Linked DNA regions of Mus musculus: region 1 is linked to region 2. A link is a contact called in ENCODE Hi-C or POLR2A ChIA-PET data. All regions are on one chromosome and are shown on one strand. Each heading gives the region's core, a stretch centred on a gene start or an enhancer-like site at or near the end of the contact. The rest is flanking DNA. Distances are from core to core; before and after follow the strand shown. Region 1 has its middle 12 kb from the start of Npcd. Region 2 holds the start of Nptxr (neuronal pentraxin receptor).

The links. Hi-C counts contacts between places; a loop is a spot of excess contacts on that map. ChIA-PET counts read pairs that join two places held with the same protein, here RNA polymerase II (POLR2A).
Region 1: POLR2A ChIA-PET joins it to region 2 with 16 read pairs in embryonic stem cell. The contact joins the enhancer-like site here to the promoter of Nptxr in region 2. A Hi-C loop is called at or near these places in 2 of 37 maps with a recorded cell type or tissue (T-helper 2 cell and regulatory T cell). POLR2A ChIA-PET finds 5 or more read pairs at or near these places in 3 of 5 experiments (Patski and embryonic stem cell).

The regions. Positions count from the first base shown.
Region 1 is chr15:79,843,024-79,849,357 of GRCm38, reverse strand. No RefSeq gene overlaps it. Among named protein-coding and RNA genes, the nearest start is that of Npcd, 12 kb to the right of the region's middle. Within about 2 kb of position 2,031, at least 2 of the 3 ENCODE cell types and tissues checked have a DNase peak (open chromatin) inside an H3K27ac peak, as active enhancers do.
Region 2 is chr15:79,801,031-79,807,210 of GRCm38, reverse strand. Nptxr (neuronal pentraxin receptor) reads left to right here and starts at 2,502. Exons shown (of 5, transcript NM_030689.4): 1 at 2,502-3,236. The coding sequence starts at 2,628. The region is part of intron 5 of Npcd (neuronal pentraxin chromo domain); the gene reads left to right.

The DNA of each region.
Region 1 (6,334 bases), core at 782-3,281, 43 kb before region 2:
GGGTTTTTCTATTCTTCTCTGGGGGCTGTGTGCTCAGGAGGCAAACCTGATAATATTAGATGCTCTCACTCATCCAAAGGGTCCCCTGGAGGCCCCAGAGAATGAGAAAGGAAAAGGTTACTGTGGGGTCGTGAAAGGCAGCCTATTTTGGTTGACTGAAGTTTGCTCCAGCGACCCAGTAGAAAACTCTACAAAGGAAGGAACAGCAAGTCACATTCCCAGAGACAGCTGCCTGACACCACAGAGCCCCCAACTCCATACTTCTGTGACTATAAGTCACACAGACAGTGTCCCAAGCTCCTGGCATTCTGACTAGAGTCTACCCCCACAGTTACCTGACTATAGGCAAGTATGCTCCTCCCTATAGTTACCTGGCAATAGCAAGATAGCCCAGTCTACTATAAAAGGGGCTGCTTGGCTCCTCCTCGCTCTCTTTAAGCTCTCACCTTTCTTACTCTCCTCTCTAGCCCTCCTTTTCTCTCTCTCTCCCTTACCCCACCCTCTCTCTGTGGCCATGGCTGGCCTCTCTCCCTCTTTCTACCTTCTCTCTTTCTTCCTGCCTTTCTACAATAAAGCTCTAAAACCATAGACAGTGTCTGCTCATCAAGGCCCTCCGTGCTTGAACGATGGGATAGGCTTTCCCCTAAAGAGCCTTGTCTAACCTCCCGTCCGCCAGAAAGTCTTCCTGCGCTCCAGCCACTGACTGGACCAAGGACTCTCACCTTCGTGGGAACCACCCAGTGTCCCCTCTCCCCCTGCCCTTTCCTCCCTTTGGCCCCAGGGCCCCCATTTGTTCTCAGCTCTTCTGCGGTGTCCAGCAGTGTCTGGGATGCCCAAGACTGAGAACCTGTTACCTAGGACTTCCCCTTGTCCATCACCTGCTGAGCTGGGATTCCATGGCTTCCCACAGCCAGACACCCACACAGGGCCACGTGGAAAGCATGTGGCAGTCTTACGAGTCCTCCCACCCAGAGCACTGGAACTCTGGCAGAACACAGGTTTTCTCCCACTCCCTTAATTCCCCCATGCCCGCTGCCCTACAGGAGGAGATTGCACTCCAGCTGGGTGTCACGGTCCCATCTGGGAACAGGGCCACTGGGATGCTGGCTAGAGCTGGCAGTGTGCAGCATGGTGACAGTGGCAGCCTCCACAGTCCAGTGCTGGGCCCTGAACCAGGGCCGGGTATGGAATGATCGGCGGATTTATAGATAGAGCACAAGGTGTCCCACCTTCAGCAGCCCCAGCAGCCCCCATACTTGCCCCCCCAGGAAGTGCTGGGCTTTAATCTGAAGTGGAAAGCAAAACAACCCAATCTGAAGTAATAGGATCCCCCAAACCCAGGAAAGTCGCTGTAGAGGAAGGCTTGCCAGCGAAATGGAGAGCGCAGACAGAAGTCCATGCAGCATAGTGGAGAGACTATGGAGTGGGCTGCTTCTCACCTGACCCACACTCCCTGGAAAGGCAGGGGAAGGGAAGGGGCCCCCTGCTGGAACCAGAGGTGTTTCTAGATTTTTTCTCTGTAGCAGCCCTGGTGTTGGCTCTCCCAATGATAGGAGCTCTTCTTTGAGCTGCTGTCTGTCCCCCTCAGGGGGCCTCTGGTATCCTTGAGCCAGAATGCATGGAAGAAAGTCTTCTGTAAACCATGGTGATGGTGTAAAAGTTCCACCAGCATCCCAACTGGCAGGCAGTAAGAAATTCACTCTATACATACATGCACACATGCACATGTGCACACTTACACACACAGGCAGGTACACACACCCATGCACGCACACTCTGCCTCTCCCACACATTTATTTGTGCAGCTTGCTGTTGCAGCTTACTTGTTGTCTCTGCAGGAGCTGTTCCCACTGTCACATTTGCCTGTCTCCCAGAATAGACATCCAGGAGGCCATGTTACAGTAAATGGACTAAGCAGACATTTTTGGCCACTTGGAACCTCACCAGCAGCCAAGCTCTGCGTGGAGCTTGCTGGGTCGGACCCCGCCTTATCCTGGCTTCTCTCCTAGAGCCTCCTCTCTGCAGTCTAAGGAACAAGGTCTCCTCCAGGGCCTGAAAGGCTCCATGACAGGCTCCGCCTCCTCCAACCCCATCTCCCACCCACTGGGCTCTGGTCCTGCTGACTCCCTCTGGTCTGCCTCAGAGCCTTCCCACTCATTATCCCTCTGCCTGGAAATCTGTTGCCCAGGTCTCAGCAGCAGCATCGTCTTCCCCCCTCAGAGTCTCAGCTCAGACATGGCTCCTCAAAGTCCCCTAATCACCCTGGAAGAAGGTTATAGCACACATACCTGTCGCCTACACCATACAACCCCATCCGGTCCTGTTGCGGATAGCCCTAAATATATTTGATGCTAATTCCGTTCTTCTGTGAGGGGATGTGGGGGGGGGGGGGGGGAAGGAATGAGTCAGCACTCAGGTGATTTCCTGCTTCCCACCTTAATTTGTAAAATAAAGGAGATCTGATGATTGGGCAGATAAAAAGGGAAGGTGGAGAGGAAGGTGGGGGGAGAGAAGAAGGAGAAAATGGAAGCTGGAGAGGAGGCAGAGGAGGAGGAAGAGGAAGAAAAGCTGAGCAGAAGCACATGGCCTGGAGAAATCATAAGGTTTTTTATGTTTTGTTTTGTTTTTTAAGACAGGGTTTCTCTGTGTAGCCCTGGCTGTCCTGGAACTCACTCTGTAGACCAGGCTGGCCTCGAACTCAGAAATCCTCCTGTCTCTGCCTCCCGAGTGCTGGAATTAAAGGCGTACGCCACCAATGCCTGGTGAAATCTTAAGTTCTAAGGGGTCTCATAGATGTGAAAGATGGTAGTGTAGCAGTAGATCTGCCCAATCTAGGCGTACAGCTTGTATTCATATTGATTGACTTGTGTTTTCATTGCCGGGGCTTATTTGGGATGTAGATTTACCTCAACATGGTCCCTTTACAATACATGACCTGCCTGACCGGTCTGCCCCTGCCTTGCATGTCCAGTCTCCTTCTACCTCTCTGTAAGAATATAAGCTGAGGGTATCTGTGCTTACCATGTCCCTGGCACTTAGAATCACGTAAGATACATGGTGCAGCCCAGAAAAGACTAGCTGCCTAGAGAATAGTGGCATTGTCTGGGGAACTGGGTTCTGGGATTCCTGTCCCCAGGGAGCTCATGATTTATTAGAGGTGACAAGTGACCAGACAGAATTCCTGGTACTGGGTAAGTAACCAAAGGGGGCAGGGAAAGGCTGAGAGGACCACACACGGCTCCCTGCAGAGGGTGGCTGGGAGATGCTGCACACTGTTGGTCAGGGAGGCCTTCAGGAACTTATCCAAAGGAAGAAGGGAGGCAGCTGCATCGACCTGGCAATAGCAGCTTTTGCGGACTTAGCAGCAGGCCCTGCTTAGTGATATCCTGGGAATGGGTATGAGGTTAGGGACAGCTTTGGCTTGTCCTGGAGACATTCATGAGTCACTGGGAAGGGTCCCCACAGCTCATATTTTGGCTTCTTCACCATGAAGGCTTTTAAACTGAGGAAGGACTCAGAACTCCATTTCCAAAAGGTCCCTCGGTCTAAATTGGTGTTTCCCACGTCTGTCGCCCAGTTATGCCCATATTCAGGCCAATTGCCAAACAATTCCAGTACCGGCTTTCTAAACATAGACAGCCCTTCTTTAGCAGCACATACTATCGTGGCATGATCTTGAGGCAACTTGACTGTTTTAGATTCTCTGTGACTCACATTGGTCACTTGGGTCCCTGTCAGTCTCATTGGTGGAGCTATATCCCAGGGTGGGGCATGTCAGGTGGGAGGGGACAAGGGAATGGAGAAGGTAAGTATTGCTCATCTCCAGGTTAGAGCAGAGGCCAGCGCCCTCCTAAGTATCACTGCTTATTCCCGGGGTTATTTTGGGGAGTTGAATTAGTAGATAGTAGATCTTGTGCACACATCAGAAGCACTTAGAAAAATCCTTGAAGCATCCTGTGGGTTGGCTGTGGTATGTTCCAAAGGTCTTCAGAGTGGATCCAACGCATTGACTTTCAGGGTGAGAACAACCCGTAAGCGTGTGTGCACGTATCAGTTGTTTTTGCAGCCACAATACTTGACAGGAAGAAACAACTTGTTTCAGCTCATGGCTTCAGACGGTTTTCCTCCATCATGATGAGGAAGGCAAAGCTGTATGTGGGTTCAATCGTGGTTGTGGGAGTGTATGATGAAGGCCATTGCTTCCGTGTATGTATGTATGTTTGTATGTATGTATGTATGTATGTATGTACTTGCTTGCTTGCTTGTTTGTTTGTGTGTGTGCATCTGTGTACTGCATGTATGTTTGGTGCCCACAGAGACCAGAAGAACACACTGGATCCCTTGAAACTTGGGCTATAGAGAGTTGTGAGCTGCCATGTGCGGTGCTGAGAACTGAGTTGGAGGGGTGCTCAGAACTGAGTTGCTCTGGATGAGCAGCCAGTGCCTTTAACCACTGAGTCATCTCTCCAGCCCCCAGGCTGTAATATTCAAAGATCTGCCCCAAGCGACTACTTCCAAAAGTGAGGGTCTACATTCTAAAGTTTCCTTGGCCTCCAAAACAGCACCACTAGCTAGAGGACAAAGCATGAACATGTGGAGAACATGTGGGGAACATGTGGGGAACACGTGGGGAACATGTGGGGAACATAGCAGACTGAGGCTATGTCAGTACAGTGTGTGTGAGAGCCTGTATTCGTGCCTTGGTGAATATATCTGTGTGTGCCTGTGTGTGTGTGAGTGAGCGTGTGTGCCTCTGTGTGTGTGTATGCGTGTGTGTGTGTGTGTGTGTGTGCATGTGTGTGTGTGGTGTCTTGATCCTTGAGTGGGCCCAGCACTTAGATACACATGCTTCTAGCACCACAGACCTACCACATGCCAGACTGAGTTCCAGTTGCCTAGAAGCCAATGCTGTGTCCTCACAAGACCGAAGAGACTCTCCATTTTACAGTGGAAGAAAACAGAGGCTCAGAGAAGTTGCCAGCTCCAGGGCCACACAGCTGGGTTCACTTTAGGCTCCCTCGCCCGCTCAGTGTCTTTCTACTTTGTGCTTCCAGAGCTTGGTACAGAGAGACGGGGGAGAGTTGCAGTGAGGGTCTGACAAGCTTCTAAAAATCTCCTAGGTGATTCATCCACACATCGCACACATACAAACTGAACACCTGTCTTTTTCAAGGTTCTATGCTGGCAACAGTGAAGAAGGGGTTCCAGGCAGGCAAAAATCTCTTCCCGTAGGAGCCTGGGGTCTAGTGAAGGGGTTAGAAATGAAATGCACAGGGAGTGTGGAGGGTCAGGAAGTGGATATGGTAAGGTAAGTGGACCGAGACTACCGGGGAGCAGAAGTGCGTTCCATGAGAGAAGGTGGTCAGAGGACAGACACTTTCTGAAGAATGGACGTTTGGCCTTTGGTTCCTGCAACTCAGGCAGCTGAGGCAGGAACATTGCTTGGGCCCAGGAGTTTGAGACTAGCAGGGGCAACATGGTACGCCTCCATTAAAGAAAGAAAGAGGGGCTTTGAGGACAAGGCTCAGCAAGCAAAAGCACCGACCATGCAAGCCTGATGACTGGAGTTCACTCTTAGGAACCCACACGGCTGCTTTGGGGGACAGGAATCTATAATTTTAGTACTTATGTAGTGGGATGGGAGGCAGAGAGAGGAGAAGCTTCTGGAAGCTGGTGAGCCAGCTACCTCAGAGTACAACTCCCTCAGAGTACAGCTACTTCAGAGTACACCAAGCAGCAGAAATCAGAGCCTCTGCTTCAACAAGGTGGAGAGAGAAAAGTGACCCTCAAAAGCTGCCCTCTGACCTCCACAGGGACACCATGGTATGTATATACATACACACACACACACACACACACACACACACACACAAACACACGCGCGCGTGCTCACACAGCAATAATAATAACATTTTAAATAAAGGGAGGAAAGCGTAGCTAAATCCATCCGAAACCTTATGTTTTCCCACCCATTCACTTTGTTTCCAGAAATTATGACTCTGAGACTTAGTACTTCATGAATAACTGTCTAGGCTAAAAGCTTTGCTTGTTCCCAGCTAGCTCATAACTTAATTACCTATTTATTCTATTCTAAGTCATACCTGGTCCTCAGTTGCATGCGCTGTCTTATTCTGTGTCTGGGGTGAATCTCCCATGCCTGACTATCTCCCAGAATCCTTTCTCTCTCAGCCGGATGTCCCACCTTCTAATCCTGTCTCTGCTCATTGGCCATAGACTTTTTTATTGACAGATGAAGCATCCATACATTGCACGAGAATTTATTTCTTTCTTTTTTTAAAAGATTTATTTATTTATTTATTTTTATTTACATGAG
Region 2 (6,180 bases), core at 1,253-3,752:
GAGAAATTTTTTTGTGTACTCTCATTTTATATTTTGTATACTCTCACATTCCTCATTTTATAGAGGGGGGGACACAGAAGGTGTCAAGAAAGGCCTGAGATCCACCTCACCTGCTAACTGGCAAATTAGGGCAAAGTGCAACAGTGCACACCTTTAATCCAAGCTCTCTGAAGCTGAGGCAGAGGGATATCTATGAGTTTGAGGCCAACCTGGTCTCTTGAGGAACTTGAGACAGAGTTCCAAGCCTCCAAGGGCTACATAGAAAGACCTTGTCTCAAAAACAAACAAAAACAAACCAGCAAGTCAGCAGGTTTCACAGATGCTGGAGAAAAGTCAAGAATCTCCCCTCTGGGGACGGGGGTGGGGATAGAAGTGGTGGTGGGGGACAAGGGGGATGGGAGTGGGGAGGCAGAGAGAGACTTTATTCACATCAAAACAGGCAGCATTTACTGCATGTAGACAATAGCCCCCAGTGCCTTCATGGAATTATATAGGAACTTAGACACACACTGTAGGTCTGCAGTACAGCCAATACACCGTGAGCTGAGACAGCCTCGGTCTTCTTTTGATGGTCTATCAGCTGACCCACCCCACTGTGGTCCCAGAGATGTGAACTGTACTCTGATCAGCAAGCAAACCTGTTCTCTCCTCAGAGGACAATACAATGTTTTCCAAAGTTGTTACCATGTAGATATCCCTGTAAAGATAGTTGCCAACAGGAGATGGGGTGCCGGCCGCAGGTGTTTAAGCAGGGTGTGTGTGACTTATTAATACCATTGGCTTAATAGTCATGCCAAGCAATTAATAGACTAGTTTAAACAAGATCCACCTCCAGCCCCTGCACTTGTCCACTCAGCTGCCTCGGAACTCCCAGGGTGGCTGACGACACTCAAATTACCTTTGACTGTTCTGCTACTGGGAGTGACTTCCTCTTGGCCTCTCCTGGCATTCCTGGCCCTTGAAGAACATTTTCCATCGGGATTTTTGTCTGCGTGTCTGTCTTCATGGACATACTAGAATCAGCTGGGGTGCTGATATCGTCTCTACCCCTAAGGCTGTAGGGGGCCCAATGCCTGTCATTGCCTCCAAAGATCTGAGGCTAGATCTCCAGTTGTGGATGCTTCCTCTGAGCCGTGCTGCCTGGGCTGGGGTCTCAGGTTATTAATTGTCATCAACGCAGCTCTGGGTGCTCATGATGAGCAGAGCCCGCATTGTGCCTCTCACTAGCATATCTGGACAACAATCCCTGACTCTAGGGTGTGGGTGAGCAGAGGTGACATAACCCCCAGCCTGGAAAATGAAGGGAGTCAGAACGGATGCTCATGGACCTCCAATGGGGTGCCAGTGACCAGGCAAGGTCCCCCAGGATTCTGGAGGTTGCTGCCTCCTCAGAAAGGTCCTGGTCCCCAGTCATGTCCACGTTGGTAGCTGTGGGGAGTCAGAGACTTTTGAGATGGTCAAGACTTGGCTCAGGACTTAGTGAGCCATTACCAGGCTGCAGCGTGAACCTTCATGGCCTCCAGGGGTTCTTCCAGCTCAGGAATCCATCCCAGGCAGAGACAGCCTGCAGAACAGCAGGGCTGAAGCCGGACTGGAAAGGGTGGGAAGATTTTTAACGTTTTTCATTGCAAAGTTAATTTTCAACAGAATATATATAGAGGCATTTTAGGCACGATAAAGTAAAACCTACACACATAGCCCACTCCTGCCTGGTCTTGGCGCCCACCAGCTTGCATCCCACCTGCCATTCTGACAGAGGCTGCAGCGAGCTAGGGGATTATCCTCTGGCAACTTTGATGCTTGCAGACCTAAGGGCTCAGATGGGGTGCTTGGAGCAGAGCGAACCTGCTCTTCTGGAAAGAGGAGGTAGCAGGTGACACTCAGGTGACCACAGCAGAAACAGATTAGGCCTCCTCACCCTCGACTGCTGTCTCTTTGATCGCTAGCTTTCACCTTAGTAGTCCTGTCCAGGCAGATGTGGCTCACCTCAATGCTGCTTCAAATGCATTCTAGCTGTGACCTTGGGCTGCCACTTGGCCTCAGTTTCAGAGGGTCTCAGTTTCCTCTTTGTTATCAGGAGCATGTTCAGGCTGAGGCTTAACTACAACGGAGCCGGCATCACGCTGAGCCCAGGGCCCTCAGTTTCCTCATTTGTATCTTGAACGTGTTCAGACTGGTGTTAACTGCAACCGAGGCTGCAGCGTGCTGAGGCCAGAGCCCCGCAGGGACACAGCTATGGGCATTCCGGGGGGCGGGAGGACCCGGAGAGGACCAGAGGCCAGGACGCAGGGTCGCCTTAGAACCCAGCCGCCACGTAGCCATCCAGTCACCTCCTTCTGAGTGAGATGAAGCCCTGGGCGTGGCGCACGCAGTCGGGCTCCCGGCACGGAACGGGTGCGGGGCTGGGCTTCGGCCGGCCCCGGGGGAGCGAGTGGGGCGGGGCCGCCGCGCCCGCCTTCTCCTCCTCCTCCCGCCGCGCGGGCTCAGAGCGGCGGCAGTAGCGGCCGCGGCGACAGCTCCGGCTCCCACTCCGGCTCCCGTTCCGGCTCCCGCGCTCCCGGGCCCTGCGCCCCGACCCCCGCCGCCGCGCCTGCCGGGGGCCTCGCGCGCCCCCTCCGCGCCTCACGCTGAAGTTCCTGGCCGTGCTGCTGGCCGCGGGCATGCTGGCGTTCCTCGGTGCCGTCATCTGCATCATCGCCAGCGTGCCCCTGGCGGCCAGCCCCGCTCGCGCGCTGCCCGGCGGCACCGACAACGCCTCGGCCGCCTCGGCCGCCGGTGGCTCGGGTCCGCAGCGCAGCCTGAGCGCCCTGCACAGCGCAGGCGGCTCGGCCGGGCCCTCGGTGTTGCCCGGGGAGCCCGCGGCCAGCGTCTTCCCGCCGCCGCCCGTGCCGCTGCTCAGTCGCTTCCTCTGTACGCCGCTGGCCGCCGCCTGCCCGTCGGGGGCCGAGCAGGGGGACGCGGCAGGCGAGCGCGCAGAGCTGTTGCTGCTGCAGAGCACCGCGGAGCAGCTGCGCCAGACGGCGCTGCAGCAGGAGGCGCGCATCCGCGCAGACCGGGACACCATCCGCGAGCTCACCGGCAAGCTGGGCCGCTGTGAGAGCGGCCTGCCGCGCGGCCTCCAGGACGCCGGGCCCCGCCGCGACACCATGGCCGACGGCGCCTGGGACTCACCTGCGCTGCTGCTGGAGCTGGAGGACGCGGTGCGCGCGCTGCGAGACCGCATCGAGCGCATCGAGGTGAGTGGTGCGCCGTCGGGGGACACGGGGTGGAGGGGCCCTGCTCAGCCTGCGGCGCGGGGGTCCCGGGTCCCTGGAGCTGCGGTCGGGTCACCTGAAGCATGCCCCTGGCAGGCACCATGGAAGTGTTCTGGTCCGAATCGCCGGTGGGAACCTGGCACGGTGATCGGGGCACGAGAATGGGAGAACGGCGTCCACTTGTAGTGAAAATTGATTGAGATGCAGGTGTGGGGATGTTTGGCACATGGTCTCCTTAGATGCTCTCCTCGGGAACCTAGAGCAGCTCCCACCCCGTACTCACTACCTTTAGGAGTACCGTTAGCTGTCTTGGCAAGCCCAAGAGTGCCTCATTAGCACCAACCTGCACGCCTGCATCACCTCTCATCCCCGGGCCACGCCCAGCTTTATGTACCTGAAGCTCTGAACTCTTGGGGTAAATCAGCGGATGACTCCTCAATAGGGGTGTACTTAGCTCCCTCCGCCTCCTTTTCCAGGTCAGATACAAGGAGTCCCCGGGGAGTAGGGACCCTTCTCGGGTTTGTGTGTGATGCTAAGGCATTGACTGATTATGCCTATGGTCCCTTTCCTCTCTGTTACAAATTCCCAGTCTGGGGACAAATAGATAAGATAGATTGAGCAGGACAAACAGACAGGAAAGCCTTGGCCATTCCCAGACATGGACTGATTTCCAGACACGGAATAAATCCTCGAAGGAGGGGCGAGATAGGGCTGATGCTGTGGCCCCAGCCTCCTCCCCCAGGCTGTAGCTGGGCAAGGCAAGGGTGAAGTGAAAGCATGGACAAATTAAATGGGCAGAGAGAGCATGTATAGGGCTCCAAGTTCAAGCTGAGGAGATACCTGTGGGAAGGTTGTAGGCTCCATCCCAGCAGACCACCATGAAGTCAGCTGCTTGAACCCCCACCTTCAGAGTTATCAGACCACAGTCTCCTCATACCACCTCCAGGGCTTCCACTCCCTTTATGGAGATAAGAAAATCCATTTCAAACCTCCTGAGCTGAGTGGCAGAGAGAGAGAGAGAGAGAGAGAGAGAGAGAGAGAGAGAAAGAGAGAGAGAAAGAGAGAGAGAGAGAGAGAGAGAGAGAGAGAGAGAGAGAGAGAGAGAGAGGACAAGCCAGGCAAGTACCCTGCTTCTCGGCCCAGGGGTGAAGTTCTTAAAGCCAAAAGCAGTGGAGGGGGGTGGGGAACAGATAAAAGCTGCAGGGGAGGGGAGCCTCAGTCTTCTCACCTGTAAAATGGGCATCATGACACTATACATCTCACCAGACAGACACTCCAGTGGCAAAGGTATAAGCAAACACATAAATAGGAGCAAATTCTCCCTTTAAGATTGTACTAATGTAAGAATCATTTGAGTTTTCCCTCAACTTTCTCTCCATGCCCTAGCCCTGGCACCAGAGATGGCACAGGTGGCTCCTCCCACGGCTGTGACTGGCACGGCTGTGCTGACCCTGCTCCCTGGCACCTGGCTCTTGTCCAGGTAGGCTTCCCTGCAGTGGGCCTGCCGAGGCTGAGGGATCCTGGCAGCAGGGACTTGGCAGTAGGTCAGCTTCTCAGGCTTGGGGGCATCCCCCCCCACCCCCCTGCTTCTCCACATTCCCCTTCTCCTATTTGCCGAGTGAGACAGACATGGTCTGGTCTCTGATCCTGGCAGCAGCCAGAGTCAATGCCCTAGGGTCACACTGCCACTCTCAGTGGGGGGCTCATGCACTTCTTGGCCACTGCCTGGTCTCTCCCCCTCTTTTCTCATTCAGTGTAGGTGAAAACCCCAGGTTTACAGGGTCTGCTGTCACAGCTGTAGTAGTACCCTGAATGCGCTCTTGCTAATGTCCCCAGAGGTGATAAACTGAAGGGGGTTTTTCACTCTTTGCCTTGCTGACACCCCATCAGTCCTCTGACCTCTTTCCTTCCTTCTTGGCTTCTAGATGCATCTCCCCTGCCCCTTGCTTACTCTCCCACAGCATCTCTGCCTGCTTCAAGGTCCTTCTTGGCTCTCTGGTCCCCTGGGTGGGCTGAGTCACACGCAGGGGCTTCCAGTGCCCACTCCACATGACCCACAGATCCTGTTGGCACCTGTGTGCTCACTCTCAGCTACCTGTTGGCTGGTCTCTCTCTTCCACGCACATCTGGGCTATTCCTAGAGCCTACCCTGGGGTCCTCCATGGGGGCACACTCCTCAGCCTGAACCTGGCCAGCTGCTTGAATCTGGTCTGACTCTCCAGCCTCATCTCTCTGTCTCTTCCACCTTTGCTTGGGTCAGTCCAACTGTTCCCACATTAGCACATCAATCCCCCCCAGAGGCCTCTTCCCTGACCATGCTGTGCCCCCCACCTAAGCCACCCACCTCTGCACCCCAGAGTCATGTGCGCTCCAGCCAGATCTGATTCCAATATGTGATCGGGGAAGGTTGCCCTTCTCCTCACACCCCACCTCAGATGGGGGCCATATTTGAGGACTTCAGAAAAAACATTCATCTTTTTTTTTCCTTAACTTACTTATTTTTATTGATCATAAAACAAAAACAAAAACAAAAACATCTGGGGCAGGGCATGGTGGCGCACACCTTTAATCCCAGCACTTGGGAGGCAGAGGCAGGCAGATTTCTGAGTTTGAGGCCAGCCTGGTCTACAGAGTGAGTTCCAGGACAGCCAGGGCTACACAGAGAAACCCTGTCTCGAAAACAAACAAACAAACAAACAAGCAAACAAACAAAAGTCTGCAGGTTTGAGGAGACATTTCTCAATTAATTCCTCTATTCTCTTCCCCTTTGCACTCCCTGATACCACTCCACTAGCAGGCACTGTAACAGGCCAGGGGAGAAGCACCATCCACCAACCCCCTGCCCCCCATCCATCCATCACTAGCCCGTGTGCCTTGGATAGGCACAGGCTGCCTCTGGTTCTTCTCTTATTATGCATACGGTGGT